2 separate regions of the Homo sapiens genome follow, and region 1 is linked to region 2. Evidence: chromatin contacts called from ENCODE Hi-C data. All regions are on one chromosome and are shown on one strand. Each heading gives the region's core, a stretch centred on a gene start or an enhancer-like site at or near the end of the contact. The rest is flanking DNA. Distances are from core to core; before and after follow the strand shown. Region 1 holds the start of TNFAIP8 (TNF alpha induced protein 8). Region 2 holds the start of SRFBP1 (serum response factor binding protein 1).

Evidence for each region. Hi-C counts contacts between places; a loop is a spot of excess contacts on that map. Pooled maps may share reads with other maps.
Region 1: a pooled map shows a loop between it and region 2 (5-fold over the local background). The contact joins the promoter of TNFAIP8 here to the promoter of SRFBP1 in region 2. A Hi-C loop is called at or near these places in 1 of 37 single-sample maps with no recorded cell type and 7 of 50 pooled maps.

Annotation. Positions count from the first base shown.
Region 1 is chr5:119,354,464-119,357,820 of GRCh38, reverse strand. TNFAIP8 (TNF alpha induced protein 8) reads right to left here and starts at 1,802. Exons shown (of 2, transcript NM_014350.4): 1 at 1,700-1,802. The coding sequence starts at 1,730. LOC102723444 (a long non-coding RNA gene) reads left to right here and starts at 2,048. Exons shown (of 5, transcript XR_007058912.1): 1 at 2,048-2,123. RefSeq lists silencers at 1,116-1,175, 973-1,267, 1,896-2,055 and an enhancer at 2,706-2,845.
Region 2 is chr5:121,960,296-121,963,701 of GRCh38, reverse strand. SRFBP1 (serum response factor binding protein 1) reads right to left here and starts at 1,727. Exons shown (of 8, transcript NM_152546.3): 1 at 1,634-1,727. The coding sequence starts at 1,669. RefSeq lists enhancers at 1,742-1,791, 1,536-2,074.

The DNA of each region.
Region 1 (3,357 bases), core at 553-3,052, 2.6 Mb after region 2:
TACTACCTCAGATTATTTTAAAAGAAACATTCTGGGCTTTCTTTAAAAAGCAGAGCGCCATATCATTTGTGGCCGATCTGCAGAATGTAAATGATGACAAGTGGAGGGAAGGTGAGGAACAAGCAGAAGGGGCCCCATTAACCTCTTCATAGGCCAGTTTGCAGGCTGCTTCCAAACTTAAAACCAGAGAGCTGGGCCCTCGAGGAGGGAAGACTGTGGATGTTGCTATGGGAATGTATAATACACACTTTGGGATACTGTTTTTCCACTTTCTCTCCCACTCTCTCTTTCTCAAAAGACAGGGAAAACACACCTGAGAGAAAACGCCAGCTTAAGTGCTACTTGTAATTCACACAGAAGTTCACCCTTGAGTTCTCTCAGCCTGGTTCCTATTTGCCTTCAACTACCTTTGACTTTGAATAAACTGCTGGTATAAAGACATAGAAAAGAAAAGCATCTATCAGCACACAGCTCCATCAGAACACAGGACACGGCAAGAAAGCATTACTCCCCCCATACTCCACATCAAACTCAAAAACAATGCTCCTGGCTGTCATTTTTCATTCATGCCAGCCCCGTATTTCTATTAAACAAACCTCCTTTTTATTGACTATTTCCCTCACACAGCATAATAAGGTAAACGTGAGCCCACAAAGACTACATGGTGAAACACAAAGCTTTCCTCTGGGAGGGGAATCAGTAAAAGGCAGAAGAGGACAAGTTTCAAGGGCTCTTCCTAACTGGTGTCTACCAAATGGAGAAATGATGGGGCTGCTCCTCTGCCAGAACTGCTGTGATTGACTTGAAATTAACCAGCTTTCCAAGAGACTACATGAAAAGAAAGAGTATTTCACAATCTTGAATAGTCTCCTCTCTTACTCTCTAATTTTCCCCAACCACCCTTACTCCCACCCCCCACTTACAAGAGAACTTTTGTATACATAAAGTTTCAAGGAACAAAGCATACAAACACTCACACACAAATAAACTCCCCAAACTAACACCAGCGTATAATTGTGTTTTGGTTGGAGCTTTTCCAGCCCTGTCACCTGTTCTCTGTTAGGAGTAAATGAAACCCTTTGCTTTTGCGAAGTTAGAAACAGACAAACTCTTCTCAGTTTCAAGCTGCACAAGGACCCCCTCATATCTTTCAGCCCCCTCAAACCCCCAACGAAATGAACTCACTGCTGAAAACCCAGCAATGAAAAAAAATTAATCTATTTCTCAAATACAGATTTTCGCTTCCCCTCACTCAGCTTCCCCTTTTAGCCGGAAACATATAGCGTTTCTAATTTCTCAAACCCCTTTTCAAGGGACCCTCCACTCAGGGCTCTTCCAGGGATCCCGCTTTCAGTCTTTCTGATGCAGGCAGGCAGCCCTTTTCCAAGCACATTTTGCATTCTTGGAGTCCAAGTGGGGCTCTTTCGTTTCCAGAGAAAGCTAAAAAGCAGACTTAGTGGGCTGGCTGAACTAGGTCCGACTTTTCCTCCCCTCCCCTCTGAACGGCTGCGGGGGGAGAAGGGAGCCCAAGATGAGACCCGGGCTCCGCTTATCCAGCTCCGACTTGGCTTCGAAGGCGCAGGGCAAGCGGACAAAGTGCCCACCGCTCACTTTAAAACTCCCATCCTCTTCTACCACTGCCTTCCTCCAAATTCCTCCGCAGAACTTGGCCGGCCCCCAGGAGAAACCAGAATCCTACCTTCCTTGGATTCTTCTGCTTCGGAGTGCATAATGTCAGGATAACCAGCTGCAGGGGCGATTACCGCTCACATGTACTCGGACGAGCCGCAAGTTCGCTCTGCAGCGAAATCCGCACACGACGGAAAATAAAAGGAAGAAAGCCACTAAAATCAAAACCTCCCCGGGGCGGGAGAGCGGGTTCTGGTGCAGGGATTTTCAGGGGGAAAGTTCTGCAAGAGTGACGAATCGCGTGTCAGCTGGGCGGCGGGAGTCCGCCCCCGGAGCCGCGCGCTCGGGCCGGCAGCCGGGCGGAGGCGACCTGGCGGGGCTGGCTCGGCCCGGGCGCACGCAGGTGGGGCACAGGCCCAGACGGCAGCCGACTCTCCCGAGACACAGGGCCGAGAAGAACCGTCGGCAAACGCACCAGACGGGCGGAAAAAAAGGTATAAAAAGAAAAAAAAAGTCTCATCTCAGAGCACACTGTAGTTTTACATAAATAGCAAATGCATATAGGGTAGAACCAATGCCTCTGTATTTTTGGATTACATTTTTTGATGCCCATTTGACTTTGTCTTGGAGTCTTGCAACCCAAAAATTACGGATTTTAAAGCGGCTTTGGTATGTTATTTTTGTAGGAAAGTCGCATGGATATCGTCCATGGGGTTGCAAGGACCAGCTTAAGAGAGCACAATTTCACAAGTCCCAGAGCGGGGCCTTTTGAAGAAAGTGGAGCGGCCTCCACCCTTACCTTTGCACAGCAAAAGCAGACGGGGCTGCTTACTCATTCAGTATAGCCCCGGGCGAGCACTGGTACTCCAAGCACAGCCCGGGCACTCATTGCTGCAGTTACTCCAAAGGGCCTTCCTCAGGGGGAGAGCACGGTTCCCTCCCGGCTACCAGCAAAAACTGGGGATGAATTCCTTCAAAATGCCAAAGGGGAGGTTTTCAGGATTTGAAATGCTGATAGAATAAAGAAGCCGGACAGCCTTCACAACAGATCTCAATTCTGCCCCCGGGTCTGGCCCACAGGCCCCTACAAATTGGCTGAGAGGAAGTCCCCTTAGCTCTGTGGAGCCTTGGTTTTCCCTTCTGCAAAGCGGGGACAAGAGCTGCCACTGATAGGCCTGTCTTACGGAGGTATTTTGTAGAACACTTGTTTTATCGCCAGTCTGAGGCAAAAAGTCCTCAAATAACATATCTGAAAGATCCGCTTGGAAATTATGAGAAAAAAATATACTCTTTTGACAAATTTATTTTCCAGTTCGTTTCTTTTTCTTCGTTTCCGATTTTATATAGGCAAAAACCAATAGAAACACTATGGCAAATTTAGTGAAAAGAACGTACAAAAGACATGGATTTAAGGAGTCTGAACTTAAATCCAGTTCTGCCATCTATCATTTGTATGACCTTATGCAAATTAACCTCTCTGAGCCTCCAGTTCCTCATTTGTAAAATGAAGATAAAAATAGTATTATTTACTTCACAGATTTATGTCTGTATTAAATAAGGTAATATAAGCACAAAGGGATTTGAAAACCATAAGGACTACATAGATTATTACCATTGCACCATTAAAAGTAAATTTTTATAAAACATACTCTTGGGTTTTATTTCAGTATTGACTTTGAACAGAAAAGAGTGCTTATGCTATTCACAAGCAGTGAAGGCTATTATAAA
Region 2 (3,406 bases), core at 478-2,977:
TGATAGACACATAAACACAGGAAGACAGAAACAGTTACATAAGTGTTTCCAGAGGAGAAAGCAATCTGGGTGCACAAAGAACAGACACCTAACCCAGACCGAGAGGAGTTAATGAAGGTTTCCTAAAGGTCAAATTTTAACTGTTTTGAAGAAGAACAAAAGTTAGCTAAGTGTGAAAAGAGTCTTTAATGACTCATCCCCTGTCATTTCCATCATCAAAGTCATTACAAAATTTGATATGAAGCTCCCTGGGGTTGAAATCCCAGGGACATTACTCTGATCTTTCATACATCACAGGTAACCTAATGCAAAATAGCCCACCAAACGCTTTCTGGCACAAAGCACAAGCTTAATGTATGTTTATGAGTAAATAGTAACTACTTTCAGCTTCCCTCTTCAGCATATCCTGTACTCCACTGTCAACTGAAATCCTGACTCGTTAATCTGGCAGCAGAGAATATATTTCAGTTTTATTTCCTTCTTCATCTCACAAGTTCCCATCAGTGAAGAGTTACTTATCCCTGTATTACCCACGGGTTCTTCTGCTACTAGCCCTTTCCTGCTTATACCAGTCCCTCTGCCTGGAATGACTTCTTCCCCTTTCCTGAATCACTGACTGCAATTCCTGTGCAAGATCCCTAAAGACCAAGGACAAGTATCACCCATTTCATTTTGCCGCCTTTGGAAACTTTTCTGCATTACTAGGTTTTGGAGGCATTCTTCACACATTGTTCTGTAACACAGGTGAGTGTTGCTTAGCTCTCTTACTTGAGTATAGGTTACTAGAAAATATGAAATATCCCTTACACTACTGTGTGTAATCTAAACAGTGACTTGCTCATAAACGGGATAAAGAATTTCCTTTCTGTATCTAACTGTGAGGTCCTTACTCGATCCTTATGTTTCCAGCTTACTTTAAGACTTTGGATGACATTATTTTGTTGAATAGAAGCAGAAACCAGAGGGGGATAAGTGGTAGAAATGGTATTTTGTCGACACCGCACACTATGGAAGTGACGGTGGTGAGAACAAATGTCTGATGAGAATGGACTGAAAAAGCAGAAAAAAGAATTGAGGATAGCAAGTATAAACAGCTCTTTATTGAAGTTCTGCTGTAAACGGAAGCAAAGAAATAGGACACTAACTGGAAGAGGAAACGAAGTACTGAGCATACAGTCTCATTCAAGACCACCAATTTCTTAGAAGCTACAGCTCTTACTTTCTCTCTTTCATTTTCGACAGGCAATAAAGAGCAGGTAATGTGTACTGAAAGTTTATTAAGGGTCAGGCACTTGCAAATACTTTACGTATCTCAGTTAATCTCACAACCCTGGGACGAACTATCTTGAGTTCCGCTTTACAGACGAGAATATTGAACGTACAGGCTAAAGGTTCTTCCCAAAGTCCCACAGACATAAATTCGTGGGGCCTGACACATGTCTCTCACTTTAGTCACCTGGAGACCGAAAAGGGAAATTACCGGTTGCCAAACTCCAAGTTGCGGGAAACCCGCCTGGGCCCACCACGAAAGTTCCTCCAACCGCACCCTCTATGCCCGCCTCCGACCACGCGTCTCAAAAGAGCTGGTTTTGAGGACCCTTAAAGTCAGCCCCATAGGTTCCTCGGCGCTCACCTCGTTATTGAGGTTCAGAGTTCCCGGCTGAGCCATGGTAGATGAAGGAATATGATCCGCCGCTGCCTGCACGTGAACCGGTCTCTCAGACCGCGGCTGCGTCGCCACGCCCCTCAACGGAAGCCTCTTCTGTCCAAAACTCATCCGCCTTCTGCTCTAGCTGCCGCCTGGGAACAAGAAACATTGACGCTTGGAAGGGAAAACCGGAACTGAGACAGAACAACTACCGGCGCAGAGGGCTACGCAACGGAATTGCGCGTTCCTATGGAAACCAGACGGGGGCTGGTAGCTGGGCAACGTCTAGTTTTTCAAGATTCGGTTTGTGTGTGTGTGTGTGTGTGTGTGTGTGTGTGTGTGTGTGTGTGTGTGTTCCCTTGGTACACTGCGCTCGCATTGTACCGGCCTTGGTTTTTCTCTCTAATGGCTAGGGGGGCGCTGAACGGCGGTGAAAGAGCTCTTCTGAAATGATCACTTGAATGAACGATTTTTTGCTTCCATTTTTTTAAATCTAGTATTTGTGAAGATTTCTGCTTTTCTAACAAGCACACCTTTTTAAATCCTCGCAGTTTTTTGTTACAACCTGACATTATAGCTGAGGTGCGGACATTTTTTTCCTGCACACTATAGAAGGGTTTAAATTTAGGGAATAAACATTTGAAGCAAAACCAGGATACACATTTGGTACTGCCTGTGGGAATGGCTGTTTATTAGCCGGCAAGCATAGGAGACGTAAGGGAGTGTGTTTGAATTAGGTAATATATAATTGTCAACACCTTCTAGTATTGACCATTAAAATGTGTCAAATGGTGGTCCAAGAGCTTTACATAAATTAGCTCCAAATCTCCACAGAAATCCAACAAGATAGAAATTATTTTCCTTTTATTAATATTATTTTGTTAGAGACCCAGTCTCTCTTTGTCATCCAGGCTGGTGTGCAGTGGCACAGTCATAGCTCACTGCAGCCTCAAACTCTTGGGCTCAAGCCATCCTCTCACCTCAGCCTTCCAAATAACTAGGACTACAGGAGTGAGCCACCCTACTCTGCTCTGAACTATTATTTTACAGATGTGGAAAGTGACTTCAGAGGCACCAAGTGCCTCGCCCAGAGTCACTTGCCTGGGACTGTCCACTGCTACAGGACTTCAAGTCCAGCTACATAATACCTGGGGTACAGTGCAAAATGAAAATCCAGGCCCCTTTATTCAAAATGCAGGAAAAACGTTTCTTCCGGCGGAGGGTGGTGGCTCATGCCTGTAATCCCAGTACTTTAGGAAGCCTAGGCGGGCGGATCACCTGAGGTCGGGAGTTCGAGACCAGCCTGACCAACGTGGAGAAACCCCGTCTCTACTAAAAATACAAAATTAGCCGACCGTGGTGACGCATGCTTGTAATCCCAGCTACTCGGGAGGCTGAGGCAGGAGAATCACTTGAACCTGGGAGGCGGAGGTTGCCGTGAGCCAAGATCACTCCAGACTGGGCAACAAGAGTGAAACTTCGTCTCAAAAAAAAAAAAAAGTTTCTTCCATAGCGTCTCTTGACTCATCATGGTGTTTGTTAATTTACTATTTAATACGATGCTCCCTAAAGCACAGAGACATTAGGTTGTCAGGGCAGACCCTCAAAGGTGCCTGAGACCCCTGCCCCAAGACTCAGGTAGGAGTGTATACACTGGAGCAAGGTGGCAGCAGTTGCTGGGTGGAGACAGGAGAGCAGGAAACCAGAGAATCCACCTGAGGAGCTTTTGGGGACAGGACCACACATGACCTGAGACAA